Linked DNA regions of Mus musculus: regions 1, 3 and 4 are each linked to region 2. Evidence: chromatin loops called from intact Hi-C (ENCODE). Cell type or tissue: gastrocnemius. All regions are shown on one strand. Region 1 overlaps Myh10 (myosin, heavy polypeptide 10, non-muscle). Region 2 has its middle 14 kb from the start of Rnf222. Region 3 overlaps Gm40036 (a long non-coding RNA gene). Region 4 overlaps Myh10 (myosin, heavy polypeptide 10, non-muscle).

Region 1 (8,000 bases), 55 kb after region 2:
TAAAATTTTCTTCTATGACATAGATGATTATATATGTGTATATATAATATGTATGTATGTATGTATATATATATATATATATATATATACCATAGATTATATGTTTACATATGTGTATGCATCTATATTCATTCTAGACTTAACTACATAGATCATAGTGTCTGTGTAAAAGGCTAGAATAGAATAGAACCTAGGCTGTACACTGCTTGCATTTTCTTTCTTTTTTGGGAGGGGTTTGTTCTGTTTTTTTGTTTTGTTTTGTTTTGAGACAGGGTTTCTCCATGAAGTCCTGAAACTCTCTCTGTAGATGTCCTTGAACTCACAGAGCTCTGCCTGCCTCTGCCTGCCGAGTGCTGGGATTAAAGGCGTGCACCACTACTGCCCTGCTCTTTTCTTTCAAATAAACACTGAACATAGGCAGTTTAGATAGCTTGACCCTTTTTCCTTATATCATTAAATACATTCTGAATATGTTCCTATTAAAAGTACTATAGAATACATTCTTAATAGTAGTATTTATATTTCATTGTTTGTTGTATAATTATTTAATGAGCTCTCAGAAAATCAGAATTTGTTTATGGTGGCTCATATGGCAAAGTTGCCTAGAAAGGTGCACATGGTCTTAGTACCCCAGGATTGAGAACAAGCCATTCTCCAGTGCTTTGAATAGCTGTGATCCTACTGTGGGTAAGGAAGAGGACTAGTTACAGAAAGCAGCTAAGTTTCCTATGTGTAGAGTGATTTTAAATGAGTCTCTTTTTCTTTTTTTCTTCCCTTGCTATTCTGGTCACCCCACAGGGCAGTAAATGGCTTTGATCCAGCTCCTCCTCCTCCTGGGCTGGGCTCCTCACGCCCATCGTCAGCACCGGGTATGCTGCCTCTCAGTGTGTGAGTGCCCGGCCTCCAGGTGGGGCCCCTGCCCTCTTCCAGCAGCCCAGGACACCTACGCCTCGTCCCTCGGTGCCTGGGTCCAGCCCTGTGCCCCTCTGTCCGCCTCTTCACCGCTGGCAGAGGGCAGGCTGCATGCAGTGGCGGCTGCTGGGCCCTGCCCAGCCCCAGGACTCTGCGCGATATCAATACTGGCTATTTTCTCTTCTCGCCGTAGTGCCGTTGGTTTCACATGATTGCACTTTTGTGGGTCACAAGTGATACATACGTGTATTACTCGATCACTGGATGTGGAAGTACCCATTCATCACATCTGCCTCATAGCCCCCATCTTTGCTGTGCTGATAGGATTTAGTTGTGTTTAGGACATTGCAGATCTTCTAGAAGTTTCCCCTCAATCAGGTTGATAAGACCTTCTAAGCTTCTGCCAAGCATCTTCAGTGCTCACAATCATGTGTCCCCTAGCCTCACCCCTGCAGTTCAGGCCTGTTTCTGTCAGAGTCAGGAACATCTCTGAATTATGGAACATTGTCTGTACCTTCTGACTTTATGTAAGCAGTCCATTCCATTGCTTGTTTCTCAAAGCAGCGAGATACCTGTCTGAGCTGCAGGAGGCAGGGGCAGCCGGGACATGGGCACTTCAGGGCCGAGCCTCTGTGTTGCCTTCTCCTCTGTCCTCAGACTCAGGAGGCAGGTGGCAATCTCCTCGCCAGCATTCCAGGCCCTCAGTTCAATGACATCTCTCAGAGCATTTTTGTTTTCTCCTCTGAAGGTCCATCCAGTTGCATTGGGAAGGGTTGAGGGGCCTGATTCTGGGGCTGGCTAATGCCAGCTCTCGGGGGCAGACTGGCTAGGTGTTTGTCCCTTGCACCCTATGATTATTCTCATGCTGCACTTACTGTTTACATTTGTTTTATTGTACATAGGTTTGTAAACATTATTGCCTAAGATATTTGTATATAACTTGGGCTTTGTAGCTTTTATTTATTCAGACTCATATGGCATGTTAATTAATGACTTACGATGGTGTCCTACTCTGGGCAGCTGTATAGGATCATCATGTGGTTAAAAGAAGATACTTCCCTCCAAAAAAAAATCTTTTAATGTGGAAACAATAAATTTCACAGAAAAAAAAAAAAAAAGGGTCGAGATTGCTTTATTTGGTTCCTGCTGTTCCATGAGAAAAGACTACATGGAGGCAGTTCAGTGTCTCTTCTCCCACACGGATATGATGGAGAACAGGTAGGAAATGATAAGATTGAGGCCACAGGAGAGACTGTAGTCATGTATGTTTCTCGTCTTGTACCATTCCCAGGGGCAGCCTGAGAATGGCCCCACAGGATGGCAGGACTGGTGGGCTCGCCATGGTGTGCCTTCGTGGGCCCAGGCACGGCTCTTCCGTTTGCACTGCATACGACATTGTTTACCGGAAGTGCTGCAGTTAGAGACATTGCATGGGTGTGGGCTGTCCTCACACTTCTTTCCCTGGGTTGATGTTAGCAAGTGAGAGAAAGTCCTGGTGTTTGGTAGCAAAGTTGCAGGTGCCATGTTGAAGAAACTACAATGGGGTGTGTATGAGTGCCTTGTGTTCTGAACCCTGCCTGCTTACAGCAGCATACTTATGGCTTAAAACTACAAGTGTGCGGAGTGTGGTGTATAGGCAGGTGGATTTCTGAGTTCAAGTTCAAGGCTAGCCTGCTCTACATAGTGAGGTCCAGGACCACGAGAAGTATGTATAGCAACCCCATCTCCACCCTCAGCCCCCAAACCAAACTATAAAACAAGAACAAAACCAAGTGAGCAAAAGCAAAGTTAAGGAAATCAGATTCCTAAATGACTAGGAAACAAGATAACCTTTAACTTTCTGTTAACATGACAACAACCTCTTTATAGTTTGTTGTTAGAGATTTTGTCCTAGGCTGACTGACCAGGAGGCACTGGTAGCCATGTGTGCTCTGAAGAGTATAAGATAGTCTACCCTGTCTCACTACTTTGGAAGGATGGATAGGTCAGAGTTTGAGCAGTTAGCAGACCCAAGACCTAAAAGATACTAAGCACTTAGACTCCTTTGGTGGACTCAGGTGAGGCTGAGCCCCCCCACTCTGGCCTCAAGGGATTTCTCAGATCTTCTGAGGTTTCGTACCCATGGACTTACCCAGACTGCTCTGTCTACTGCTGCTTGTGGGTTCATGATGGGGGTAGACAGGGATGGCTGCTGTTGCTTTGGGTCCAGGTCTGCCAACGCAGCAGCGTGTTACACTTACTTTCTGTCTCTTGCTGGGAAGATGTCCAGTCAGTCCTCTGTCTTTAACATGTTTGTAGTAGCCCTCTCCATGTGACCCATGTGGACGCTGTTTGTGAGGGCTCTTCTTTAGCACCCTGTGAGACGGATGATGGTTCAGGCTACTTTGTCTTGCTGGCCTGAATCTTGCTTCTAATATAGTTGCCCGAGGGCCTGTTCTCCTGGTGGATTTGATGAGCTTGGTCTGTTGGTTCTGGGGAAGCCTTCCCTCTTGGAAGTACTAATCCACACTCCTCCAACCCCACTCAGTGTCTTCCTCAACAGTAGAAGACAGGGTCCCACTTCTTGGCTTAGTAGTCAGCGGAGAGACTCAATATCTACTGTGGGGCCAGGGGTGGGGTGGGCACTGCATAGATGAGACAGGGCAGCCACTTGCCCCTGTTTGCAGAAAGGACAGCTCAGAGCAAGGCCAGGACTGGCCATGGGACTATTATCTTTTTCTGTTGTGCTCTCTTCCCAAACGGGAGGTTTAGCAATTCGATGTGTAGTGCGGACCCGAGGCATTCCTCCTGCCTCAGCCTCCTGACCCCTGAGCTTGATAGCTGCGGTTCACTGGGCCTGGCTTGAAGAGGCACCTGCAGAAACAACAGTCTGTTAGCGCTCCTGTTGGGGGACCAGATGGAGTTTGTGCTGTTTTATGATGATTTATTCCGCTGTCCATCTGCACCCACAGGATTTCTGCTCGCCTTTCCTGTCAGCCTTCCCGGAGGCAGACGCGACCAAGCACACTGAAGTTTATAAACATAGGTGTCATGCTTGATGCCGTCTCTGCTAACATGCAGTAGGTAGAGTCCTGCCTGGATTGTGGTTGTGGGGATGCCTGCGAGGGCAGGGCTCACTGCTGGGCTGGCAGAGGGCCTGAGGAAATGCCACCCATGAGTGGAATGAGAGAGGTTCAGCGGCAAGCCCCGCTGCTTGCTGCACTAGAGATTGGAGCTAGGAAAAATAATATTTACTGACTCCTGCATGATAGGGAAGGGCTATTGATCTTTTAAGTCACTCATTTTATGATGTTACTCTCCATGTCTTAATCTAGCCTTATAGTGTAAGGCTATAAAAGTTTGCTTTTGGGATACTACTCCATGATATTAAAATACACTAAACCCCCAGTGTCTGGTGGCAGGGCATGGGATGGGCAGGGTGCTGATGTAGTCAGTGAGAAGAAAACTTACAAGTGGCAACACATTCAGTTTAAAACAACAAATCCAGGGATGCAAAGTGTGTAGTAAGTGTGACTTACTCTCCAGATTTTAAAACTGTCGCCAAGGTTGCCCAAAGAAAAGTCATAGTAATAACATTGTTACTGAGACCTGTGCTGAGAGGCAGGCGGGGTGGCTGCTGAGCCACCTGCCACCTCAGGGAGGACCAAAACAGCTGCTCGTGTGTCTCCTGGCTCTGGACTCGAGAGAGCCATTCCGCAGGCCCCGAGACACCACTGTTAGAAGATCCCCTTCACCACTGAGAACAGTGAAATGCTTATCTCCCAGACCTTTACTTTCTGTGTGGAGGTATTCGGCCTGCATGTCTGTATGTGCATCATATACGTGCCTGGTGCCCGTGGAGGCCAGGAAAGGGTTTTGGATCACCGAGCCATCTCTCCAGCTCCCATATACTTCTAATATTACTGAAAGCTTTCTTTGACTGTCTGCAGAAAGATTTCTCGGTAGGTCCGTTGCCCTGGCTTCCCCAGTGCTAGGGTTAAAGGCGTGGCTGGCTCACCACACCTGGCACTTCTAAGTGTATCACAGTTGACATACCATGAGAAGGAGGAGAGAGTGCCTAGAAGGACTTGACTGTGGGCCTGCATTCTGAATTACTCTTCTGATCCAGAGTAGCCCTTCTTCGTATTTTCCCAAGTAGAGTCAGCATCCTTTGCTGTGGTGTGGGTGTCATTCCTGAAAGGCACATCTCACTGTCACTTTCAGAACTTTCTCCCGAGTGGCTGACAGCCATTCTGCCGTGAGTCAGGCAGTGACAGACACCTACTGACAGTGACTGATGTGTGAGATTTTGGGCATTTTAGAATCTACACCAGCTGTATCGTCTCAGTCAGCTGGCATGAAACTCATTGGTTGTCCTTTGAAAACAAATGAAGGCCACACCACTGTAAAGAGTTAGACTGAATTTCCAGCCTCATAGGGTTTGAAGGATATGGGCTCCCTACTTGGTATAACACATAGGGAATGTAATATCCAGCCCATAGGTAGCTAGTATTGACCAGCACTGTGAGGTGAACATAGTTCCATGTCACATTCCTGACAGCTGTGTCACTGGGCAGGAGTAGACTGTAGGGTCTGGCCCGTAGCTGAGCTAGGACAGCCTTTTAGTGAAGGCTGGAGACTGCTCTTACTGTCTTAGGAAGGTAGGGAAGCAGAGGGACCAGCCATGGGGGTGATGTGGCCACAGGCTTGCTGGCTTTTTTATATATATTTATTATTATATATAAGTTCACTGTAGCTGTCGTCAGAAGAGGGCATCCAATCTCATTAAGGATGGTTGTGAGCCATTATGTGGTTGCTGGGATTTGAACTCAGGACCTTCGAAAGAGCAGTCAGTGCTCTTAACCGCCTAGTCCACAGGCTTTCTTCTCAGACCTGCTGCGGCTGTGGGGAGAGAAGCCATCAGTTTTCTCTTCCAGAGTCTAATGTGTAGCCATTCTGATTTGTTTTTGTGTGGGAGGTGGGAGCAAGCCTGAGACAGGGAAGCTTGCTTTCTAAGTGTTTTTCCTTTGTATTTAACATCTGCCCCTCAGTAGTACTGGGCCCAACTGTGGGTCAGTCAAACCACAGCAACAGTGCTGTTGGCTAGAAGGACATCTTAGCTAATGTTCAGGCGTTGGAGGAAACGGATGAGAAACAGAGGTCCTGGAGTCTTCCTGGTGTCAGGATGTTGGAAGCCTGCCGTCAAGCCAGGAATCGGTTCAGTGCTGTGGTTGCAGTGTGAGTACCCATGCCTTGTCCAGGAGAGACTTTTCAAATTACATTTGACTACAGAGGGAGGAATTGTCTAGCGATCAATGGTTCCTTCAACTTAGCATCTTTGTGGAATCAGGAACTGGTCTTGGTCCACAGAGTCTGTCTCTCCTGGCAGGCTGAATTGTTGAGACGCTGACATGCCAGTCAGGCTGCACAGGAGGAAAGAATGATTGAGAAAAACAGGCTTCTACATCCGAGTTCTAGGATACGGTCCCAAAGGTGAAGCCCGCCTGGATCTCTGTCCCACCAACCACCTTTCTTCTCCCATGGCCAGGATGGGTTTCCTACGCCCTTGTGTTGAAGAGGCCTAAATACACCTAGGGTGTGTGTGCTCACTTCATGCTTCCTAGGGTTTCTTTACAATCCCAGACAGTAGATACCAGAAAGGTTGCTTGTGGGGAGCCAGCGGCTCCTCCCCATTTGTTTCCTACACTTCTCTGGTACAGACATGCAATCCCAAACTTCTGGGATTCCTTAAAAATGGTCTAACCTAGTCTAGTCTTCAGTGACTGGGCCAAACACTTGTACATTGTCCCCTGCCTTCAGGTGTTGGCTGTTTGCTGTTTTTGGGAGACCCCCACCCTGGTGTGCTTGGTTCAGGTGTGTGATTCCCCCTCCAGTCAGACCACAGATGGGAAACCAAGAACAGAAGGTGCGGAAGCAGAGTCCATGGTCACATGATTATTCTTGTTTATTGAGGTCTGTTTGTTCTCAACGGGTGCTTTTTCCTCCAAGTAAACAGAGCAGGCGCAAATATCTATAATGAATAAATTTATTGTCTTACAAAAATCATTGTCTAGAAATATGGGAATACAAGAAAAGATATTTGCAGTCAGGTGTCTGGTGGTCAACAGCCAGTACAATTCATACAGGGGAAATCAAAGATTCCAAACCCATGTGACCAGTTCTTCCTCACAGATGTTAAAGCTTTTAACCCAAAAGGTCCGTGTTTTCCAGCACATCGCCACGGTCGGGGCTTGTCACTAACACTGATTTGCTGTCACTGAATGTTTGCGCATCTACTTCACTAGAGAGGTACATGATATGAAGCACAGTCAGAACTTAATACATTAAGTTGTTATAGAGGCAAATAATATATTTAACATTGTCTTAGTACTGTAGTGTCTAAGGCACTTTCTGTAATGTCAGTTTGCTCAACTATCAACCAAAAACAGAATGCTAAGTGTTCATTGTAACACTGTCCAAAGGAAGGGAAAGGGAAAATGAAGGGTCACACGCCCGCTGGCATGTCAACATTCAGGCAGATGGCATCTTCTTGAGGCTATAGCCTCATTGACAAACTTGGAACACACCTCCGACATAAAACTAATATTCCCGTTTTGGGCTCAAAGCAGTGGCTGAATTTGCAAGAGGGCTTGACTGCTTGGAGAGGCCTTCTGCGAGCACCCCAAGGGTCACAGAGGCTCACTCCTGAATTGAGGGCATTATCAAGCCAGACACTCAGGAGACCACCTGGAAGTTACTGTGATGGCTGCCACCCGGGGCACCTTATGTGTTGTGGCCACTGTCCTCTCTGTGCACAGAGCTCTGAGACTATTCACATTGAGACGGTGGGGACACCATGAATTTGAGGGGCAGGGTCACCCCTTGGGAGATGGGCAGGAGAACCCCAAATGGATGCTGCTTCCCCAATCCAAACCCACCCCTAAGCCGCCAAAGCCCCTCTCCCAGTTTGCTCACTGAGACAGTGATCACTATTCACAGGAAATGAGAGACACAAGTGCAGGTTAGGTTCACAATGTTCTAAGAGACCAGGTGTGGTTGAAGGAAGGGTCAGGGCCACATGAACACAGAACTAAGGTACCTGTCAGTAG
Region 2 (8,000 bases):
AAAAAAAAAAAAAAGAATCAGATGTAAAATAGCTAGAATAGAAGAGAGGATTAGTAAACTTGAAGACAGGTCAGTAGGAAATATTCAGTCTAAATCACAGTAGAGAAAGTAAAAAAAATGCAGCCAAGCACATAGCTGGAGCCCACTGGGAAGGGTTGGAGCCCGCTGGGAAGGGTTGGAGCCAGCTGGGAAGGGGTGAATATGGTAATTAGAAGCAAGTAAGCAGTCAGGAGCATGAGTTGGGAGTTACAGACTGAATTTTGCAATGCTGGTGAGCAGACTTTAAACCATGGAAACTGTGCATCTCAGGAAAAATCTGCATACAAGACGGCAGGCGTTAGGGGCTGGAGAGATGGCTCAGCGGTTAAGGGCGCTGGGTGCCACACCCATCTGTAATGTGCTTCCGGCATACAGGCGAACATGTAGATCCGACATTCAGGTACATTAGTTAAATATTTCGAAAACAAAAAGAAAAAAACGACAAGAAGGGCCAGTGAGGTGGTCCAGCAGGTAAAGGCTCCTGGCACCAAGCCTGAGCGTCTGAATTCCATCCCCGGATCCCTGTGATGGAAGGATAACTAAGTCCTTCTGACCTGGACACAGATGCCATAGTAAGCACACACATGTGCGCACTCAGGTACACATGTAAATGCAGTTAAATTGTTTTTTTGTTTTGTTTTGTTTTTAAGATTTATTTATTTTATATATGTGAGTATACCGTTGCTGTTTTCAGACACACCAGAAGAGGGCGTCAGATCCCAATACAGATAGATGGGTTGTGAGCCACAATATGGTTGCTGGGAATTGAACTCAGGACCTCTGGAAGAGCAGCCAGTGCTCTTAAGCTCTGAGCCATCTCTTCAGCCCCTAAATTGTGTTTTAAAGTTGAGAAAATGTATACCTTTTGTACAAGAAGAATGCTGACAGTTCACTTTCAAGATAAAAGACAATGGAAGTTAAGAACACACACTGTCATCTCCAAATGGCTGGAAGAGGGTAGGTGTCCAGCTGGAGAGATGGCTCAGCGGTTAAGAGCACTGACTTCTTCTCCAAAGGTCCTGAGTTCAATTTCCAGCAACCACATTGTGACTCACAACCATCTGGCGTGAGATCTGATGCCCTCTTCTGGTGTGTCTGAAGACGGCGACAGTGTACTCACATACATTAAAAAACGTAGGTGTCAATTTAGATTTTTTTTTTTTTGAGACATAGTCCCAGGTATCCCTGGTGGCCTGAGGCTCGCTGCTTAGCCAAGGATGCCCTTGAACTCCTGCTTCTCTTGCCTCTAGTGCTTTGGTGACAGGCCTGAGCCACCACCATCCAGCTCAGTGTGGTTAAGCCAGGCAAGCACTCTTAACCAGCCGTTTCCCTGTCTGGAAGGAAGATCTCCAAGCAGAAAAATGACTCCCAGGAAGGAAAGCCCAGACAGAGAGGAACAAATAACTTAAACAAAGAAGATACAGCGTCACATCGAGTATTGTCTTGAACTTTAATAAGTTTAAAAATATATGAAGAGTCCCATCTCACCCATCAATCAGGATGGTTTCTTTCTTTTGATTCCTACATCAAACAATCCCTAGGTTTAGGGAAGTTTACAATTTAGTGCTTCAGATACTTTTAAGCTCTCTAAAAGTATCATGAGGTGAGTAATACTAGCTATTATTGAGGATATTATTCATTACCATTTTTACTTTTTTTCATTTATTTATTCGCTTAACACCCTGATTGCTGTCCCTGCCCCCCCACCCCCCTTCATATAGTCCCTCCTCCCATCTCCCCTCCCCTTCTCCTCTGTAAATGTGGTAGCTTCCCTTGGGTATCACCTTACCCTGGCACATCAAGTCTCTTTTTGGAGACAGGGGTGATCTCTCTATGTAGCCTTGGTGGTCCTGGAACTCGATATATAGACCAGGCTAACCTTGAACTCACAGAGATCTGCCAATCTCTGTTTGCCCGAACGCTAGGATTAAAGGAGTACCACCACGCCCGGCCTAAAACTTGTTAGAAGATTTGTTTTATGTGTCTGAATGTTTTGCCTGCATGCATGTATGTGTCTCACTTGTGTGCCTGGTGCCCTGGGAGGTAAGAACACAGAAGGTGTTGGATCTGCTAGAACGGGAGTTACAGGGGTTGTGCTGAGAATTGAATCTCGCTCTAAAATGCTGGATCATCTCTCCAGACCCAAAACTAAGTAAAAAGTTTAAATGTCAGCTGGGCAGTGGCGGTGCACGCCTTTGATCCTAGCACTTGGAAGGCAGAGGCAGGTGAATTTCTGAATTCAAGGCCAGCCTGGTCTACAGACAGTTCCAGGCCAGCCAGGGCTACACAAAGAGACCATGTCTTGAAAAACCAAAAATAAACAAAATTTTTAAAATTGAGATGTCTTCTCCTATTTGCATTTTTTTCTACTATGATTTTGTGTCTGGCATCCAGTTTTCTTTTGGGATGGCTTTCTTACTGATTTTACTTTTTTTTTTTCCCTTGGCTTTTTTTTTTTTTTTTTTTTTTTTGGTTTTTCGAGACAGGGTTTCTCTGTGTAGCCCTGGCTGTCCTGGAACTCACCCTGTAGACCAGGCTGGCCTGGAACTCAGAAATCTGCCTGCCTCTGCCTCCCAAGTGCTGGGATTCAAGGTGTGTGCCACTACTGCCCGGCCTGATTTTACTTTTTGAGACAGAACCTCATTGTGTAACCCTGGCTGGCCTGAAATTCTCTATGTAGACAAGGCTGGCCTGGAACTCTTAGAGATCCTCTGGTCTCAGCATCTCAAGTGCTGGGATTGGAGGCATGTGCCTCCTTGCCTGCCTCTTCCTGATTTAGACTGCTATAAACATAAGACAACGAGGGACGTGTCCATGTGACTGCTAAAAAGTTTGGTTGCTGGGACCAATTTGACATCTTTATGTCTTTTTTCTTAGTCAGAACACCGAGGGTGAGGTGTGTTACTACTTTGACTAGTCGGAAGGCTTTCTTAGCTAAATCCTAAAACTTTTCGCTCTAGTAAAAAGGCCTGGATGAACTGGACCGAATTGAAGATGCGGAGGGGCTAAGCAAATGAGGAGTGATCCACTGTTGTTATTTAGAGAGTAAGGAATTGCCTGAACCAGTCACTGGAAAAAGGAATGATGAATGTTGAAGAAGCATAAATAACAACACCCCCCCCCACCCCACCCCCCAGAAAGACTCTTAAGGATTCACTATTTATAGAAGGCTTAGAGGCAGAGCTGCTGGGTTACCCTAGCAGAAATGCGTTACTAGAACCAGCAGGTGGCGCTCTAAAGACAGCTCTTTGCTGTCCATATTTCCATCTTAGTCCAAGGTCTTGTTGACATTTCTAGAATGTTGACATTGAACAGAGTGTGGAGAGCTTCCTAGTTCTAGTTTTTGACTCTGCTACATCCAGGGGTGAAATTCTCAAAATCAAGAACCCTGTGAAGTTTGGGGTTTTGTTTTTCTATGCTTGCTTTGCTTTTGGACTCCTCTAGAGTACCACCCCACTCAATTCAGTGTGCACCTGTGGTGGCCTCTAACTATGAAAAACGTGCCCATTCCCTGGTTTTCCTGTGAAAATGTAAATTCTGATTCTGTAGCTGTCAAGTGAGGCCCGATTCTGCCTTTTAAACAAATTCCCTTTTTTTTTTTTTTTTTTTTTGATGACTTATGCTCAGAATTGAGTTTAGTGTGTGCTCTTTGTGCGAAGTCCTGTCTCTGCGCTGCAGTGGGTGAGAGGGACTCACACCCAGGCGCATCCAGGAGCAAACCTAATTCCATTTATGTATTTGTTTGTTTGTTTATTTTTGAGACAGGGTTTCTTTAGCCTTGGCTATCCTGGAACTAGTTCTGTAAATCTGGTTGGCTTTAAACTCACAGAGATATGCCTCAGTGCTGAGATTAAATAAAGCCTTGCACCACCACCACCTGTTTTCCTTTCATTGTTGTTGTTGTTGTTGTTGTTGTTGTTGTTGTTGTTGTGTGTTGCTTGTGCCTTCAGAGGCCACAGAGGGCTGAGTTGAAGATGCAGGGGGTTATGAGCCACTATGTCGGGGCTGGACTGAGCATCAGTCCTCTGGAAGAACAGCAAGTGCTCTTAACTGCTGAGCCAACTCTCCAGCCCTAACACAATCTTATAGATAAATGCAAATGGCTACTTTGAATCCATCAACTGAGTGGTGTCTCCTTGGGCAATTTTTGTGAACATGTTGGGGCTCAGTTTTCAGATCTGTAAATGAGAATACCCTTGGCCTTACAGAGTGTCTTGACGTTAAATCAGAATGGGTTAAACCCCACCCAGTGCCTAGCACACAGTAAAGCTCGATGAAGCTTGGAGAGTGGAGCCAGATGAACAGTTCTGGTGGAGAGGTATGCTGCAGGAAGCAAGGACTGGGTCCTCATCAAGTAGAGGCCATCTCAGCTGTCAGGACCGTCATCATCTGAGAAGGGGGTCAGGGAGATGGGGGCAGAGAGCCAGGGGCCAGGCTATTGGTCAGCAGGTGATAAACATGATTTGAGGGGGAGTTGAGTTTAGCAGGCTAAGCAGGTTTCATCTGGAGGTGGAGATGATGGAGGCCTTCAGGCAGCTTGGCAGTTTTCAGCTCTCTCTCTCTCTCTCTCTCTCTCTCTCTCTCTCTCTCTCTCTCTCTCTCTCTCTCCAGGGCGTGTCTGTGTAGCCCTACGTGTTCTGGAACTCACTTTGTGGACCTGGCTAGCTTCAAACTCAGATCTGCCTGCCTTTGCCTTCCAAGTGCTGGGATTAAATGCACAGCATCACCTGACTAGGCACACACGCCTTTCCCATCTTTCAGAGCTTTCTGGGATTGTGAGAACCACTTTTAAAGTATGCCCAGGGGGCCTTGTCTTGCTTTCATGAAAAGCTTTGCCTCAACCTGCAAAACCCTAGTCCTGTTGCAGTGGGTCCCTCAGCTCAGGTACAGCTTGTCTGTGTGCTTCGGTATGGGTTTGTTTGACATGACCACAGCCATCTTGAGTCATAGCCACCGTGATTGCCCCTGAGTAACCCTGGCCGGTTTTTCCTGTATGGTCTCCCAGCAAACCACAACTAGATAAAACCATTAAAGTCAAATATGGGGCTTTGAACAACCAGACCCTGGCCCCAGGAATACACCCGACTCTTTGATATTTTGTTATGAGATACCAGGTATGTTCCAGCCAGGATGAAGTCACTTTTGTCCCAGCCCACAAGTATACTCCTCTTTCTGACCCAGATTGCCAGCTATAGTTTTTACTGTCACTCAAGACTATACTTCCTTAGTAAGTTCTATAGTAAACCCCTCTCTCTGTAACCTTACATGTCTGCCTATCTGTCTGAGGTATCCTGTCCCCTTGAGGTCAGTTCACAGTTTAGGACTGGGTTTAAATAGGGCCATGTTTCCATCAGATCACTGAGAGCCACAAATATTTATAGACTAACTTCCAGTACTTGCTGGCCCCTCCTAGGCACCTATTAGAGACAAGTATGTACAAAACCTGCCTTCTCTGAGAATAAAGACACCCCTATGGGAAATGACTTCCCAGGGAAGCTTCTTGTTTTGTGTTGTTAACAACAGATAAGGCATTGTTATTTTGTTTTCCATAAGACGGACATTTGTAGACTAGACAGGAGCAGGCAATAACTTTAACGTGTTATCCGTGCCCACTTTTACTAATGGCTCCTGTTCTATTTGGTAAGACTAATGGGCACAGGAGAACGGCAGTCACTGTGGAGGCAAGAGACGTGGATGGCTTACGTGATCTGATAAAGACTTAGGGAATGGACCAGCCTTGGAAAGGCAGGAAGGGGACAATGCTGACAGCTCAAGGGACTCACTGGATCTTGGGATTTATATGGAGGTAGTTATACACATTATCCCATCTGAGCGGCAAACAGTGGCAGGAGTCAGCACTGGTGTTAGCTCCAATTCCTAAGAGGGAAAACGAGGTTCAAGGATGAAAAGTCTAAGCTCTCTGCCTTTAAGATTGTGTTCTCTTCTCTCTCTCTCTCTCTCTCTGGTTTGTTTTGGTTTTGAGCACTGGCCACAGAGCCCAGGGCCTTACCCAGGCTGGGCAAGTAGAGTACCACTGAGCCACACCCACGAACCCCTAATTTGAGCTCTTACTTGCTGTGTTATTGCACCGGCGTAGACATAAAAACATTGGCACCTGTTTGTCTCCTCCACTAAATTAGTTAGCCAGCGTTCATTCGTCCTTAGGGACAGAGGGGAGAAGTGGGTGAGAGGACCAGAAGCAGCCGTTCACACGCAGACAGCAGAGGTGGAGAGCCTTGAAGCTATGACTGGCATTTCTTACTCCCTTGCCCAAGCTCCCAGGTCTTGCTCAACTCCAGCTGAGTAACAAGGCTGGCAGGGTTGCCTCACTACTTGACAGCAGGCCCCAGCCTTCCTGGCTCAAACTCACTTCCTGTCCCAGAGTCTCTTTTGTCAGACATGATTGAGTCTCCTTCTTCCTGTTGACCTCTGCTTTTTCCCAGCTGGCCCCGGGTGGTCCCCACGTGCTGCTGTGAACCAGATCAGCTGAGGAGCCAGGACCAGGTGCCTTGCAACTTTGGGGGATTGGAGTGAGGGAGGGGAAGGAATGGGTGGGGGGCTTGGGCGTGGCCTGAGAGACACCAGAGTGGAGGCTTCTGGTGTCTGAGAACCCTTTCTGCCCATATGGTGGCCAGTTAGGATGAATGCCATTATGTCCCTGTGATAGGTGACACTAGGCATTTGCTATGGTGCCTTTTTTCTGAAAACACAGTTATCTTCCCTCATCTGGATCCTGATCACCTTGATTTGGTTTTTATTTCCTGGCCGCCTGCTAGTATTTCTTGGAGGGGCGGGGAGCTTTTTGGGTTCAGACAAGTTTATCTGGGCTGATGGAGAGACAATCAGGGTGAGGCAATGATGTCATGCCGGACTGAACAAGTGAGGGGCTTGTTTTGAAGTCTTGGCTGCTTCTAAATCGCTCAACTCCTGACGGGCCAGCGGCTTCTTTCGTTCTGTCTTCTTGCCTATGGATGGCGAAGTATTTTTATTTTATTTGAACTCGTCCAGAGCTTGTAGGACAATGGTTATGAAAGTGTTTCCTACACTGTAAGGAGGTTGTGTTTCTCAAGGCTTGGGGCTCTCTTTATTTCGTTTTCTAAATGGAACTAGACATACTTTTTCCATGATACTATCTTATTTGATAAAATACAAGCTATCCATGCAGAGACACTGACAATCTTTGTATAAGTATATCCTCAAATATGAGCACTTTGACCTACAAACATAGACATTTTATCTATTTTTATGTGTATGTCTGTGGGTGTGTATGTGCACACATCCATGGGTTCCCTTAGAGACTAGACACTTGAATCCCCTAGAACTGGAGTTAAAGACACTTGTGAGCCTCCATGTGGGTGCTGGGAAGCAAACCCAGCCCTCTGCAAGAACAGAAGTTCTCGTAACCATTGAGCCATCTCTCCAGCCCCCCCCCCCCCCCCAGTCAGTCCCCTTTGAGCCAGGGGCTCACATCTATTAGTCTTGGCTGGTATAGAATTTGCTATGCAGATCAGGTTGGCCTTGGGTCTGTCTTGATTTTCCTGCCTCTGCCTTCTGGGTGCTAGAATCACTGGTGTGTGCAGCCTCACCCGCTCCCAACAACCTCACCTGGCCTCAAAATACACATGCTTTTGAGACAGGCTATGATGTTGACCTTGAACCCTGACTCCTCCTGTGCACACCCATCCAGTGTGAGGATTACAGGCATGAGCCATCACACCCAGCTGACATACACACTTTCAATAAATTTTTTAATGTTGAATTCTACTTACCGTCCTGTAACTTCTTTGCATTTAATGTCTTTTGAGTCATCGTATGCTGATTCACAAATATCCACCCTGTCCTGGACTGCTGTACCATATCCCATGTGTGGATGTAGCATGCATGGCTTGGTAAAGTAAACTGATTTGTGGGTAGTGATAGGCTTTCAGTGTGAGTCTATAAAAGTAAGCTGTACTGCAGAA
Region 3 (8,000 bases), 310 kb after region 2:
ACACACACACACACACACACACACACACACACATCTTGTGATTTTCTGTTGAGAATCCACATTTTAGATATTTTTTAACAACGTGGCAACCTTGTCCTCAGATGGGTTTCTTGGGTTTGTTTTTATTGTTTAGGACCTTGTTTCACACATCTTCTGAATTATTTTTGTACATTTTACATTCTCTGCACTGTGCAAGATCCAAGTTTTCTGTTAGCTTTTTTTTTTTTAAAGAAGTTTTTATTTTCATTTTTAAGTCTTGTCTCCTGGGGTTCACTCGTAGGTCAGTATAATTTAGTGGTCAGCCAATGATTTAGTGGTCAGCCAATGACTGATCAGAAGATCTCCCTAAATGCGTGCGTGTGTGTGTGTGTGTGTGTGTGTGTGCACATGTGTGTGCACATGTCTTCCGTTCTTTCTCAAGGAGCCAATTCAGGCAGCCATTAGATGTCCAGCTTGCACAAGGATTCAGGTCAGCCAGAGGTGACTGCGACTTTCCTCCTTGTAACATCTTTCCTAATCATTCAGGCATACTGAGCCTTCTAGAGCCCCAGGAATGTTGGGGCTTTAAAAAGTATCCAGTGCTTTTCTACTTCTCAAAGATGTTTTTGTAAACTTTTATTGTTGGCCACACTCATGTTTTCTGCAACCCAAATGACAGCGTGGGCAGCTGAGATATTGCCGGGTATTGATTGCTTTTGGTGACACTGAGGAGAGGGTTTTGTAACAGCCTGTGAGTCAAATAACCACAGCCTGGAGGTGGGCTTGCACATCTTTAATCCCAAAACTCGGGAGGCTGAGGAAGACCGATCTTTTTCAGTTCAAGGCCAGCATGGTCTACCAGGTAAGTTCCAGGACAGTCAGGACTATGTAGAGAGGCGGGTGGATCTCTGTGAGTTCCGGGCGAGCCTGGACTGCAAAGTAAGCTAAAGTCTAACCAGGCCACACAATGAGACCTCTCTCAAATAAATGTCCTGGCAACGTGACAAAACTTTTCTAGAATCTAGGAAATGTGCCAAAACTACAGAATGATCTGAAAATCATCTATCAAAAGGAAAATACCAACTTTCAATAGATCAATGCATCTTGCTTGTCTACTAGGTGTCAAAAGTTCGCAGTGTCAAAGCTAATGGAATTGATGTCTTTAGAGTTGTATCAAAACCTTATCTGAACAAAATAACCAATACATTGTCCAAATTAGAAAAACTCCACTTCTGGGACATTATGGTTATTTATTTATTTACTTATTTGGGGGTGGGGTTCGAGACAGGGGTTCTCGGTGTAGTCCTGAAACTTGCCTTTGTTGTGTGAACCTTGCACCCCAATTTAAAGCTACTGGTTAAATAAAAGTGGTTACAGTCAGTTACTGGGTAGACTAGAGGTAGGTGGGACTTCTTTGGGGGCTTTGTTTACAGGACTGAGGGGGGTGGCATGGAAGAGAATGGAGGAAGGGGGAGGGGGACAAAGGGGAAGAAGGGAGGAAGAACAAACAGGAGAGAGAGAGAGAGAGAGAGAGAGAGGGAGAGAGAGAGAGAGAGAGAGAGAGAGAGAGGATGGAGGAAGCAGGAGGTCGCCGTTAGACAGGATAGACCAGGAGCATGTGGCCAGAGAAGTGCCCCCTGAGGACAGAGGACAGACTGATGGAACAGAAATAAGCCTGGTGAGACTCAAACAGCAAGTAACTTGGGGGACACAGCTGGGAAATAGGCAATCTAGCGTAAGTAAAATAGTTTAGGGGTAATCGCCCAGTCATTGTGGTAAAGCTGATTAAATAAATCCATAGGATTCTGCCTTGATTATTTGGTCTGGCCAGGTTATAATAAGAACCAATAGAGTTATTAAATACCTTACAACAACACAAGAGGGACTAGTGGAGGGCCTCAGGTAACAATAGGAACAAACATAGATGAGTTAAATCCACAAAGCACAGAGATTATAAGTAGCTGCTATGCAGGCATGTGGTGAGATGGCTCAGCAGTTAAGAGCATTTGTTCTTGCAAAGGACCCAGGTTTGATTTCCAACACCCACATGGTAGCTCACAACTCTTTGTAAAATCAGTTCCACTGTCCCTGACCTCCACAGGCACAAGGCACATATGTGGTCCACACAAATATATGTAGGAAACGCATTCACACACATAAAATAAGAATTAAAAATCTCTAAAAAAAAATCTAATAGTACATTGCTAGCAAGAGATCGTTTGAGCAAAATTAGAAAATTAAAAAGGTTTAAAACCTGGGCATATTTGGGGTGGGGGAGGGGAAGCTTCAGAATAGCAATAAAAACAGAATAAAATTAAAGATACGAATAGATAAAAGATAAAAAGAAACTTTGTAGATTAGTGCAGAATAACAAACCAAGGAGAAATAACCATAAACACAGATATACCGTATGATGTAGCAACAGGGTCTCAAGTTACATTCAGCAACAACCAATTACAATGGGAGAAATCCCTGTCCACAATTACGTAGCGCACCTTTTCCAGACTATGGCGAGTCAAGAAGTCTAAATATAGGTACATTAGTCAGTTTTCTCCAAACATCTGAGAACTTGCAAAGAGAGTTTTATTTGGCTCACAGTTTGGGGGCTGGAGTCCAGGGACAGAGTGCTGCCTCTGCTGAGCACACCCCACCCCACCCTGTGCAACTCCACAGTGGATGACACGGTGAGAATTTGTGTTTTGTGTCACACACACACACACACACACACACACACACACAGAGACACAGACACACACACACACAGAGACACACATAGGCAGAGACAGAGTCAGAAAAAGAGAAACAGACATACATGCATACACAGAGAGAGACATAGAGACACACACAGAGAGAGAGAGAGAGAGAGAGGAGACAGGGGGAGATAGAAGGTCAGGGAGCACCGAGGGGAGCTAATCTGACCTTTGACCTTTCACTATGTTTCATCTCTTAAAGGTTCCGTCCGTCACCTCTTGATATCACCAGATAGTGATCAAGCTTCCAGTTCTGAGCCCCTTGATAGACACACTCAAACTGGGTCTAGACCATGACAGCATGTAAGAAAGAACATTTGGATAATAGAATCGTATCATTATGCACATGCATTTTTTTTAGCTAACAGAGAAAATGTCCACAACCTACCAAAAAAAATTACAAAGAGCTGGCAATCTTTAACTATAGTTGAAGTATAATGGAATGAAGCAAAAAAAAAAAAAAAAAATTAAATAAAGAAAAAGAGCACTTAAAAAATTCTGTGCTCCTGAAAACTTGTTTGCCAGGAGTAATAGCTCAGGCCTTTAGTCCTAATACCTGGGAGGCAGAGGCAGATAGATCTCTGAGGGTACAAAGCCAGTCTGTTCTACAGAGTGAGTTCCGGGACAGCCGGGAATATGTAGAGAGACCCTGTCTCAAAACAAAACTGAACCCGAAACAAAACAAAAGCTCTGTGTTGTTCCTGGCCAAAGACTACTAAAAAAATAATTGTCTCTGAGTTAAAGAGGAAATGACAAAATGATTTGTATTAAGCCCCTTTATATTGCTAATAGTATAATATCACAGAGTGGATAAGTCAAAAAGGTTTATGTTGGTTAGCAGGTCTGCTGGTAAAAATGATGATGATGGTGGTGGTGGTGATGATGATGATGGTGGTGTGGTGGTGGTGGTGATGGTGTGTATAGTATATAGGGTGCTAATGCGCCATTCATGTGGAGGCTGGAAGTTAATTTTGTGGGCTCAGTTCACCCTTCCCACCCTTATGTAGGTTCCAGGCATTAAGCTCAGGTCCACAGGCTTCCGCAAGCAAGTGCTTTTGTGTGCAGAGCAGTCTTTCCCACCTGAGAGAGTTCCCGTTCTCAGGGTGGAGCCAGTACAGCCCATTGCTTGTGTGGGTGTGTCATCTGCCCATCTCTCTGTGTCTCTCTGTGTCTCTGTCTCTCTCTGTATGTCTGCCCCTCTCCTCTATCTCTGTCTCTTTTTAAGGCCACCATGGGAAAGTCACGTCGATAATGTTACGGAATCCTAATGACCTCTGTAAGGTCTCACCTCCAAACACCACAGTTAGATTAAGTTCCCACCTTCTCAGTATCCCACAGTATCCCACGACCGCACTTCATCCCAAGGTGAGTTTTGAAGAGTACAAACCTTATTCGAGCCCTAGCGCAGGCTGCTCTGTTCTGCTTCTTCATACAGTCCGCACATTAGACTCTGACCACACACCTCTGCGCTTTGCCGTGTGCCCTTTCTCTCTGCTGACTGCCTTTACCCACCGAGCCATCTCACCCATGCCCAAAGCAGGGGATTTTAATTCAATGAGAGCAGAGACTCTTGGATTTTCTTCAACTTGTTTGGCATCAAATCGCATCTTCCCCACTTCATAGAGGCTCCAGTGAACACTTAGTGAATCGGACTCATAAACACCACGAAGCCCCTTTGAAATCACTCACACCAAAAGCTGGGGAGAGTGAGAAACTTGTCGGAGGGGAGGGGCCTGAGGAGCAGGTAGCCAGCATCTGCGAAACTGGCTTATTATTTGTGACTCTGACCTCATGTGGCCCCTCAACCATCCTAGGAAACGCAAGGGATTCATACTGTCATTTCTCCTGTTTCAGAGTGAAAGCCGCGTCAGGGTAACCTGTGTTCTCAGGAAGCGATACCCACGTTTACTCAGAGCTGGTGCGACCTGTTTCTTGCTGGCCAATGCTAGCGAGAATCTGCGTTGCGGATTTTCAGATCCCTCTCTTTGACTTGTTTCCTGCCTCTAAAAAAATCTAACTCGACGCTTCATCTCATGTTTTCCTATTCTTGCAGCCTCGGAGAGCTGATGGGCTACGGGGCCGCCTGGCATCATCGTCTGCTGGAGCTTTGGGAAGGGCATGAGACCAGGTTACTGGAGGAAGTGGAATCCTAGTATGTTTGGTGCCCCCTAGTGGACTGCTTCCAACCCTCTGGCCCAGCTTCTCTCTCTCTCTCTCTCTCTCTCTCTCTCTCTCTCTCTCTCTCTCTCTCTCTCTCTCTCTCTCTTCCTGCCCTCATTCCCTTTAGACCCTTTTCAACAGTTTATACACTCTGACTTCTAGGGGAGAGGTAGAAAATGGTTCTTCAGGCTTAAGAGGATGGTACCATCCCTTGCAAAGAGCAGAGAGTTGCAGATGCTCGAGGCTGCTGTCTGTGGGGGTTGGTTGACCTGGGGAAAACGTTACTGGGTGCCATAGAACCCTCACGCCTATGGTGCCTACCAGGCCCCTGAACTGGAGTCACATACATACAAAAGCATCAACTCCTGTAGGTTATTCCTCAGACTCAGACACCACCAGCGGGGCCCCTGCCTTGAGGACAAACCGCTTGGCCAGTAGACTGGGCATGGGGCCCCGTGTGCCTACTGGGCATGGAACCAGAGACTTGGTGCCAGGTTAGAAGAACAGAAATGAATTTTTTTCTTTTTGTTTATGTGTATGAGTGTGTGTGCACTAGGTGTGTGCAGGTGCCCATGGAAGTCAGAAGGTATAGCATTCGTTCCCTAAAGCTAGTGTCACAGGCCTGAACTGGCCAGGGTGGATGCTTGGAACTAAACTATGGTCCTCTAGAAAAGGGAAAAGTGCTCTCAGCCACTGAGCCATCTCTCCAGCCACTGTTGTACCTATAATTTTATGATCTGTGCATTGCTCTCAGATCTGGTACTGACAGCTTTGTGATCTCCCCATCTCATGGACACATGATTGCTGAAACCTTTTTTTTTTTTTAACTGTTTGTTTCATTATTTAGTCAACAGCCAGAGAGACATTCTGATTGTATCTGTGGGACTCATTTCTGTCAACATCGCAACATTGTTGCTCTTTAGTACTTTCCCTCTTTCTGGATGCAGTGCCTTCTCTCGTGGACATGCCATGGTCACTCCAAAACAGATCTCAGTGCTCAGCATCCTGTGTAGCTCCAGTTCACCATTTACAACACAACCCTCAGGAGAGCGTCAAAAACTAGAGGAAGGCCGAAGGAAGGCTGTGGGCTTTGCTGGGTCATATGTACGTCCAAGCCATGGATCTACTATTTAATTATTACGATCCTGGGCAACTCGGTCAGCTCATTTCTGCGAGCTCTGGTTTATTGTAATTGAACATCGCTTTAGGGAATTGCAAACATGACTGCATGTGGATATCTGGCACAGAGGCAAAGTTCAACCAGTATGCACCCCTCCTTTCCTTCTTTGGCATACAGGATGTTCACATCTGCCCAGCCTTATTTTATTTTTTTATGATTCCTCATATGAAATCAACCCCCACACAAGCTATCCCTGCTGTGGTCCTACCCCACCTAACCGCTCCTTGCCCAGAGTAGTCTCTCACTATCTAAATTAGTTTAGCATAGCAGTTGAGAGTATGGACCTCCCAGGTCGGACAGATATGATTTGAACTTTTACCTTTCTGAAGTTCAGCCATGTCACTCATGACATGAGGGTATAGTAATAGCTCACTTCATAAATTTGGTGTTCTGACTAAATGAGAGGACCTTTGTCAAGTTCTTAGTACAATGTCAGGGAGGTTTGCTAGCCTGGGAGCCCAGATTTGCCCTGAAGCACCAGGCCACCCAGAACCTGCTAACTTCGGTATTTCCCAAACATCTCCTAGGGAGTACCGTTTCTGCAAACGTTGTCAGGCAGTGATACACAGGGATTGGCTAAGATCAAACAGAGCTAAGTAGGTCTGTTAACTACAGAGCTCCCGAGAGCCCCGGGTTGCTAATAAGCGGTGTATGTCTCTAAGAGGTGGCAATAACTGTCATCATTTTCGAAAGCTGTGGGGCTGCAGAAGCCTTTGACCACTTTCCCTAACACTCCACCCACCCCACTAGGATTGCCCAGTCTACAAAACCCACTCCAAATAAACGTGAGTGGAACAGCTCATGGCTCGCTAGGTACTTACTCTCTGCTTCGCCAGAATCATGACTGTCAGAACGTCATGACGTCACCTAGAGCCACCAGGTTGGGAGATAAGAATTAGATGGACTTTGACCTTGTGACATTTACCTGACTGTCTAGTTTGAGGAGATGACAGAATGTAAGTCACAATTCAAAGCTGAGTCTTTGACCCTGCACCTCCTTCTTCCATATGTCGGTTTATCTCACAATCTTCATGGGTTTTGCCTGCCCTGCCCCATGCTTCTTGAATTATCCACTGCTTAAATGTTGAACTTGTTCCATCTCATCCTGTCCATCTACCTCTGCCACTTCTACCACTTCTTTTCTTCTTTCCTTCCTTCTTTCTTTCTTTTTTTTGGTTTTTCAAGACATGGTTTCTCTGTGTAGCCCTGGCTTTCCTGGAACTCACGCTGTAGACCTGACAGGCCTCGAACTCAGAAATCCGCCTGCCTCTGCTTCCCAAGTGCTAGGATTAAAGATTCGAGCCACCACTGCCTGGCTCCATCTACCACTTCTTAGTCTGCCCCTCCCTTCTAAATTTTCAGCTTGGTTCCCAGCTAGGTTTTGCTATGGTAGCAACATGGCTGCCTCCAAGCTTCTGTGGCCACACAGACAGAGTGGCGTCATCAGCTCCATCGCCCAGGGAGGCTTTCCTGTTGGTGTTACTCTTCCAGTCAGCTTATCTCCCATGCTCTATCCGAACCAAAGAGCACGGCCCTGGACCAGCTTGACCACAGGGTTTCCCTGTGTCCTGGAACACCTCCTCTGGCCCTGCACTCTTGAACCGCAGCCGGTTTCTGCTTCACCTGGCCGGAAGGCAAAAGCCAAAGGACCAACCAGGGGGGCAGCAACAGAATCAAGAGCTCTTTGAGAGCTTAATGAGAACAAAGTGACAGACCCCAGAGTAAAGGGAAGGCAAAATTAGAAGATTTTAGAATGTGAGCAATAGGCAAAATACTTGGCAGGGGGAAAAATCTATCTCATGCATGTAACTCTGTTTTATTCATCTGAGGCCAGTCAACAGTTGGCTGCTGTTTGGGGAGTTGGCACTGTACTTTTCTAGTCCATGGAATGTGATGAACATGGAAAACCTGATGGCTGGTGACATCAGATT
Region 4 (8,000 bases), 66 kb after region 2:
GAAGCAGCAAACCCTACCCACTGGGGAACAGTGAAATAACCACCACTCTCTGGCCTGGGACTGCGCCTGGTTAGAGGAGATGAACACGGAGAGTCCCTGCAGACAGGAACTGTTCCTTCCTAGCTGGATCTGGGTCTGGTGGAGTCAGGTAAGGCGACTTAAACCTTGCTAGTGAAAGCTTCATTGCCGTGCCTTGCTGGAGACACTTCAGGCCGAGTGGGGGGAGGGCTAGGGATGTAGCACCGGGGCTGCATTTCCGGTCCCATCCTCCCCAACGAGGTGGGTAGGAGTGCTACCACCTGCTGCAGCCGCCTGCTCATTCCATCCCATGCAGTGCTTTGATTCATTTGGTGTGATGGAAACTGCCTGGGGGAGAATGCTTTTGAGAAATACTGCAAATGAGCACCTCACAGGGTGCAACCATCAGAAGTCTGCAGTGAATCCATAAAGATGCTGGTGCTAGGAAGTCATGGGGCAGCATGAGGACTTCCAGCAGGGCCAGGCAGAGCCCCAGCCCCTCCTTAGGCACGGCTCTCACTGCTCTCAGAACCTTCTAGCTCCTGTGCAGGTCACACACCCTGCATTCCCACATTCCCTTGCACTGGGTGTTCCTATGGGCGAGGCTACTTCTGGGTCATGAGATGGCCCACAACATCTTACTTGGCTTCCTGCTCAAGCTGCTCCTCCAGCTGCCCAATCTTGGCTTCCAGGGCTGAGATGGTAGCCTTGAACTTGGACTTGACTGCCCCCTCCAGCTCCTGCAGCTTGGCCTTCAGCTCCTTGTTTTGTCGCTCCAGCTGCTGGCGGGCATTGTCACTCTTCTGGGCAGCGCTGCGCTCTGCTGCCAGCTCTGTGTTCAGTGTGTCCACCTACAAGAGGAGGGAGGTCAGATAACCTGTGCAGGGGCAATGCTGCTGCCCCCAGGGCCGGCCGCATGGCACCTGCAGCGTGGTCTTGCGGAAGCGGTCATTGAGCAGCTCCATGTTGCTCTGCTCCTCCTCCAGCTCCTCTTCCAGCTGTGCGATCCGCGCTTCCAGGCGCCGCTTCTCATCCAACAGCGCAGACCTAAGCTCGAGGAAGGGGCCGAGCACAGAGCATAGGATGAGAACTGTGAGTGTGACTCCCGATTAGTCCCTGCATTTATCCCTGATCTGTGGGTAAGCCCCACCCTCAGACAGTTCTCTTTCCTTCCCAAATCTGCCTTCCTGGTCCTGCACTGTCCTCTGAACCACTGTGGTGACCTCTCTGCTGCTTAACTCTGCCTCTAGAATTTGGCCAAGATCTTGGATGAACTCTAATGTCCTAGCACTCCCAAGGAGAAAGCAACTTAATTGGTCAAAAGAAATCATTAAAAACAAACAAACCAAGCCGGGCGTGGTGGCGCACGCCTTTAATCCCAGCACTTGGGAGGCAGAGGCAGGCGGATTTCTGAGTTCGAGGCCACCCTGGTCTACAGAGTGAGTTCCAGGACAGCCAGGGCTATACAGAGAAACCCTGTCTCGAAAAACCAAAAAAAAAAAAAAGAAAAAAGAAAAAAACAAACAAACAAACAAACCCCCAAACAAAAACAAAACCAAGAAACTCCAAGGAAGATTGTAAGGAAGCTACTAGCCAAGCCAAGTCTGAAAGGGAGGCCCTCAGGTGCCAGGTTTGGTCAGTGGTGTCTTGGCAACTATCCAAACAAAAACAACTATTGATTGCCACTTTACATTTCCTATAGTAACTTTATGGTAAACCCTATACATGACAACATGGAGAAATCAAATTGGTACTGACAAGGAAGCTTTTTCCTTGCTGGAAAACATTCATAGTAACAGAAGGGGCTAATTTAGGATCCTGAGAGGAGGAAAGTTATCAACAGTCTTATCCATCTGTGGGCCCCATGAGCTATGGTAATGGCCAGTACATCAAGGTATACTCAAGGATGCAATATTGGCATACATGTTATGGTGTTTTAGTTAAGGTTTCATTGTTATGAAGAGACACCATGAACACCGCAACTCTTATAAAAGACAATATTTAATTGAGGCTTGCTTACACGTTCAGTCTATTATCATTATGGAGGGCACTATGGCAGCATCTAGGCAGCCATGGTGCTGGAGGAACTAAGAGTTCTATCTCTTGTTCCAAAGGCTTTCAGGCAGTCTGTGGATGTGCACTCTGTAAGGCCAGTGGCACCTACCGCCACAGGTGTACACGCATGTGTGTGCATGGGCATATGAGTGTGTGGCCCTATGTGTGACAGGCAGTGGCTGAGGATGCCCAGACTTCTTGTCATCCTTTTAGACCTGAAGAGATGAGCAAGCCCACTTACTCTGCGATGTCAGGTGACTGTGCCTAGCCTGTGCACAGGGTAGGCCGAATGCTAGCGCTTCCACGCCACCCCTCCCATTTGCCTGCTGTCGAGGAAGACTCACTTTCCAGAGGCGCTGTTGGCGATCTCATCAGCCAGCTCGTCTCGCTCCTGCTCTGCGTGTCGGCGGGCTCGCTCGGATGAGGCCAGCTCCTGAATGAGTTTAAACTGAGTTAGGCTCTGGCCATGGTCAGTCCCCTCATGCTTTCCACACAACCAAGCAGCAGTCTCTATAAGGAAGGAGGCCAGATGTGCTACAGGCCCAGTAAACAAAGGCCACCAAGGAAGCGCTTCACTGTCACTGGTGTGCAGTGGCTGTATCCCACCATCCTTGCATGTTCCCTACAGTCATCGAGCACAAGATTCAACTCTGAACCCTACAGAGACACTGGCCACACCAGATCACAGCTCGTTCAAGGCCTTGCAGCTGCTGACCATGGTATGCTGAAGTACAGAGCAACCAAAAAGCAAATGGAGTCTGTTTGGAAGTCTAACCACACTTTTAAATTAGTTGTGGATCAAAGAAGCCATTCATAGAAATAAGAAAAATACAGCATTGCGACAGCAAAATTGCCCTGTGTCAAAGTTTGTGGGATGAAGAAAAAGAACCTTAGAGGGAATCTGTGTCTCAGAGTGTATGGAGACAGGAGCCATCAACCGTGCTGGGGCATGTGTGAGCGTGCTCGAGGCCCCGGTTTCACTCCCTGACGCACATGCATACACACCTCACAGAAGGAGAAAAATATCCCACAGGAAATAAATAAAACACAATAAAATAGAAAATATGAAAGGACTAAAAGCTGGCACTCAGGCTAAGCCTGGGCTCGGCTCCATGTCTGGTCCAGTTTTCATTTCTCAGCCTCTCCCGGACTGACAGGGTCTCAGCAGCGGCTGTAGCCTGTGCTGGTGAGTTCTCATGGCAACTGTTGTCCAGCCAACATTTCAGGTCATTATCTTTTGAGAAAATCTGGAAAATGTATAGAGAGAAATGCACTCTAGGTGCCTTATTACTTGGGTAGGATTCTGTCCTGCCTGCTACGTATGATGGAGACCTTCGTAAAGGATGAGTGAAAAGTGCTTGTTTTAAGATGTTCCGCTCCAGAATTCAACGGAACCTGCCGCTCTTTCTGTAAGGGGACAGCACTCCTGTGTGAGACAACATCCCTCCCTGGGCAGGCCTCACCCATCCCACCCCTTTCCCTCAGGGGAGCATTCTAGAAGGCTGTCTTACTAATGAGCTGTTGTGCCGTTAGCCAGGTAAAAGAATATGCACAAGCAAGCAACAGAGCGCTCGCTCGCTAGCAGGGGTGCTGAACTGAAATCACACCATCAAGGCCATAAAACACATTTCCTGTAGTCTCAGAGCGACTCTAAGGACAAAGCAAAGATACCTCTTGCAGCTGAAGAATTTCTGCTTCTAGACTCTTCAGTTTCTTTTCACTTTCTTTGGATTGAGCAAAAATCTCATCTCTAGATGCTCGAGCCTCTTCTAGTTCACGCTGGTAATCCTTCATCTGTGCCTGAGGTTAAATAAGAAAGGCCTTTCAGGGAGTGACGTTTATTCTCAGAATTGCACAAATGCATTCACACAACTGTATCACTTAGTTAGCTACAGTAGTGGCATCTGATATAATCACCTTTTCATTATAAAAATTCAACCAGCTATGAAGAAAATGAAGCTTTAATGTATGTTTCCCCCGACAGACAGATCATCAAATAGGGATGTCCAACCTCAGTCTCTACTTAATCCTGAAGTTCAAAGGGCGAGAGGCGAGCTGTGAGAGTCGCTGCTACACAAACATGAAGGTAAAGTTTGGATTCCCAGCACCCACAAAAGCTGGCTGAGCCTGGAGTCCCCGGGCTGGGGAACAGACAGGAGGATCTCTGTGGCCTGCTGGCCAGACATCTCCTGGCTGCATCTGAACTCCAGCTTCAGTGACAGGCACTGGAGAAACGAGCTAGAGCATGACTGAGGAGGACGGAGAGTGTGATTAGAGCTGAGAGTCCAACTCAGGATAAGCATCCCAAAGCAAAAGGACACAGATTCTGTGACCTGGGAATATCTGATAAACAGCTATTAAACACATTCAGCATTATATTTTTGTAATGAGTAATATTTTTTGTAATTATCAAGTCAAAATAAAAGTTTGAATTCAGCTTCAAAAATTTAAAATTTTGTATGTGTGTGTGTGTTTAGCCAGTTTGTATGCCGATGCACCACGAATGCAGTACCCACGGAGGCCAGTAGAGGGCAGCACGAGAGCCACCATGCAGTGGGTGCTGGGACCCAACCTGGGTTGGTCCTGGGCAAGAGCAGCAAGTGCTCTTCTAAGGTCAGCCATCGCCAGCTTTAGAGAGCACACAAAAGTGGACCCTCTGCTCCTAACCCTGCGGCTGTGCATGTGTGCAGCTCTGAGCAAATCACCACTGCCATCTCCTTCATCCTGGGGCTGTTCATGCACAGTCCTGCCTTGGCTAAGATGTTGAATGGATGCATGAAGATGTAGAATTATGAAGTTAAAGGAAAGATTTTTCTGAAGTTTTGGTCACAGTTTACACCTCTTTCCTTTCCCATCAGTGCCTACACCCAGCCAGGAAGAGCAGGGTCAGCCCACACCGTACTTTATCATGCATACCGCTCCTCTTCTCAGCGAGGCTATAGAACTGTATCATCCAGGTAGCAAGAGTGATGCTTGCAGCTGTCTGAAAATTACATTCCCAGCAGTGCAGGAGGAAAGGGACACCACTTCCCTTTGGAGACAGAGCTAGACAGTGAAGTTGTTGCTAAGGGCATTTAGGGGCACAGGACCAGATTCCAGCAAGGACACTCCTCCTGGCCACCATCCCCAGCTCTGACTCAAAAGAAAACCCAGTAACCTAGGGGACAGCTGCTCTGGTCCTCATCATGACAGTGGCTCGGTGACAAGGTGACAGTTGGGTGCTGCATGGTCTTCCAGCTTCAGTTTCATCTTGGTTCCAGTAAGGCTATGTGGCCTGTCCCACCAAGGTAAGCCTGCCATCCCTACCTGAAGTTTGCGAAGCTGCTTGATCACTTCATCCCGGGCTTTGTTCGCAGCCTCGATCTGAGCCTCCAGGTCCTTCAGGTCTATCTCCATCTTCTTCTTTGACGCCACAGCCAGTGCCCGCTGTTTCCGCTCATCCTCCAGCTCTGCCTCGAGCTCCCGCACCTGAAGGACAGTGTTGGATTACGTTATCCTGGGCTCTTGATACTTTGGCTAGGGGAGCTTGTCACTTTGCAGAGGTCCCTGTTACCAACAAGTCCCTATGTCTTATTAGCAGGTCTGGGCTTAGTTCAGAAGGTCTTGGAAACCACCCCATGGGAGAGGCCACGCCTGCTGGTAGCACTAGGGGACCCAAGAGGGAAGACCTTAGGCTCACAGTCCAGGTGACTGAGTCAGAAAGATAGGAAGCAGAGGATAATGATTTAACAAACAGGAAAGACGCCTGGAGCACAGGGCAGCAGTCCAGAGGCCAGGGGAACAGGCTCAACCCTAACCCTAACCGTGTCCTGGAGCGAGGGAGCTAGGCCTGACTTATGTGTCTGGGATCCATGCTGCAGAGCTAGGCTCGCTCAGGTTTTGGGCTTCAGACCAGGCAGAAGCCCCACTTGATAGACCAGCAAAGGGAAGCTAGCAGCTGAGGCCACAGGAAAGCTTTAGAGCACACAGCACACAGGAGGAGAGGAAGATACACAGACAAACGTGAGCTGGGGTAGAGCAACACACCCCATCCCCCATGGCCACTCATTCTGGGGTGTTCTTGACGCTTTAGCTGTACCACAGGACAGGATGGCACAGTCCTGGTTACTTGTACCCTTGTGTGAGGCAGAGGGGGTGGGTGGGAGAGGAGAAGCGGGTGTGTGTGTGTGTGTGTTTATCATTTCAGTCCAACCCTAATGCCTGTACTAACAATGAACTAAAACTGTCCAGACTGGGAGCTGTGCCGTGAGCTTCCTGGTCTGTCCTGCATTTCCATTCATCCAGGAAAAACTCCCATGTATGTAGGTGCCCTAGGTGATCTTGCAGTGGGGGCTCTGAGCAGATAGATCACTTGTCATGAACTGGCAAAGTGGGAAGGGAGGTGCTCTTTGAGTGACACCAAGAAGCCTAAGGGGGGGTCTTCTCCAAGGGGAGACCATGGATCTGTTGCACCTGCTCCTGCAGACGACCAGGAGGAGGAAGGGACAGATGGTTGCTTCCACTGTGGTGAGTCTCCGCACCTGACTGTATGCTGCAGATCTGGCTCTGCTGCGCTTGGGATAAGGAGGCTCTTTAGGTATGGAAACTGCCCTGAGGTTCTTCAGTGTGCTTTAAATACATCTATCAGTTCTTGGAAAATTGTCCTTGAAGAGGTCCTGTGTGTGGGCTGAACTTGGGACTCACTTCTAGAGAAGAGGACGAGAGGGATGAACTGTAAAGGCACAGCTCTCGCTGGCTTCCCTGGGCCTTTTGCTCTTGGGCAGGTGGCCTCCACAGGGCATGCGAGCAGCCTTCAGCCAGGCTGCTAACAAGTGCTGAGGTTCCTGTCCATGCTGGGAGGGTGAGCGCATGCGTCACCTCCTCCAGCCCAACCCAGGCCACCCCACAGAAACGGGACGCCAGAAATGTGGCTTTAACTCACTACGTTTGGCGTAAGTTAGTCAACAATAAAGAATGAATCAAGTTAATGTTAGTGAAACAAAAGTAGTAAAATAAAATTAAATATAAATCAAGACTGGTTTCCATGAACTCCAAGGGACACTCAAAGTATCCAAAATCACTTTCAAAGCACACGCACACACACACACACACACACACACACACACACACACACACACACACATACCTCAGAAACATCAACCACAAATTTCCTTAAGATCTATTTATTTAAATATTTTGAGCGTTCTGTCTATATTTAATATGACATGCATGCCTAGCTGAAGGCCAGAAGAGGGCATCAGATCCCATTAGAGATGGCTGTGAGCCACCATGTGGGCTGGAAACTGAACTCACGACCTCTGAAAGAGCAGCCAGTGCTCTGAACCACTGAGCCATCTCTCCAGACCAATCGTGAGATTCTTTTTAGGTTTAAAAAATGTAATATAAGCCAGGCACTTGGAATTAAACTCTGAGTTTGAGTACATAGAGAAGAAACCAATCAACCAACCAAACATACACTCACAAAATTAACTATCAACCCTTTTCTTTCTCTTCTAAGGAGCCCTTTAAGGGTGGGTGACTTAAGGAGGCCATGACATCTGAGTGATGGGAATCTGCAGTGTCCCCCCATCTGCTGGGCAGGTGGGTCCCTATTCTTAGACCCTGAGTGCTCTCATGGCTTCCCTTTGATGGACAGACAGCCTGGCTAGGCAGCAGTGATGTTGGAGAGAGACTATCTAAACCCCTTACTGCCAGACTCAGCCTTTCCTCCTGCTAGTGCTTCCCAGGGCACGGCAGAGCCTCCCTCCACCCACCTGCTTAAGCAGCAGCCGCTTCTTTTCTTCATTCTGCTCATCTCGGGTTTGCAGGTCCCTCTCAAACTGGGCCTTCATGGCCTGCATGTTGACTTCCAGGCGGAGCTTGGCATCCTCAGTGGCCTGCAGCTCGTCCTCCAGCTCCTCCAGCTGGGTCCGCATCTCCTCCACCTG

What was found. Peaks named below come from ENCODE experiments on the same cell type or tissue, not always from the same donor. Only the 100,000 strongest peaks of a DNase experiment are listed, where the experiment ranks them.
Region 1: it touches region 2 in a loop (2.7-fold over the local background); 9 of 42 quality-filtered maps call a loop at or near these places.
Region 3: a loop joins it to region 2, with 4 times the contacts of the local background. A loop is called at or near these places in 14 of 42 quality-filtered maps.
Region 4: it touches region 2 in a loop (9-fold over the local background); 11 of 42 quality-filtered maps call a loop at or near these places.

Annotation. Positions count from the first base shown.
Region 1 is chr11:68,815,464-68,823,463 of GRCm38, reverse strand. It overlaps Myh10 (myosin, heavy polypeptide 10, non-muscle), which reads right to left. Exons shown (of 41, transcript NM_175260.2): 41 at 6,840-8,000. It overlaps Ndel1 (nudE neurodevelopment protein 1 like 1), which reads left to right. Exons shown (of 9, transcript NM_023668.3): 9 at 799-2,030. The coding sequence ends at 892. Among named protein-coding and RNA genes, the nearest start is that of Ndel1, 34 kb to the left of the region's middle. In gastrocnemius, no CTCF peak of the experiment used is centred here; DNase peaks (open chromatin) are centred at 942 and 3,986.
Region 2 is chr11:68,870,324-68,878,323 of GRCm38, reverse strand. No RefSeq gene overlaps it. Among named protein-coding and RNA genes, the nearest start is that of Rnf222, 14 kb to the left of the region's middle. In gastrocnemius, a CTCF peak has its summit at 3,261 (motif pointing right); a DNase peak (open chromatin) is centred at 3,264; H3K4me3 peaks cover 713 bases; H3K27ac peaks cover 2,991 bases.
Region 3 is chr11:68,563,494-68,571,493 of GRCm38, reverse strand. The region is part of intron 1 of Gm40036 (a long non-coding RNA gene); the gene reads right to left. Among named protein-coding and RNA genes, the nearest start is that of Gm40036, 5.3 kb to the right of the region's middle. In gastrocnemius, a CTCF peak has its summit at 4,888 (motif pointing left); DNase peaks (open chromatin) are centred at 4,872 and 5,276; H3K4me3 peaks cover 322 bases.
Region 4 is chr11:68,804,666-68,812,665 of GRCm38, reverse strand. Myh10 (myosin, heavy polypeptide 10, non-muscle) reads right to left here. Exons shown (of 41, transcript NM_175260.2): 33 at 7,827-8,000; 34 at 5,380-5,541; 35 at 3,745-3,873; 36 at 2,418-2,506; 37 at 942-1,065; 38 at 661-869. Among named protein-coding and RNA genes, the nearest start is that of Ndel1, 44 kb to the left of the region's middle. In gastrocnemius, a CTCF peak has its summit at 7,301 (motif pointing right); DNase peaks (open chromatin) are centred at 4,608 and 7,326.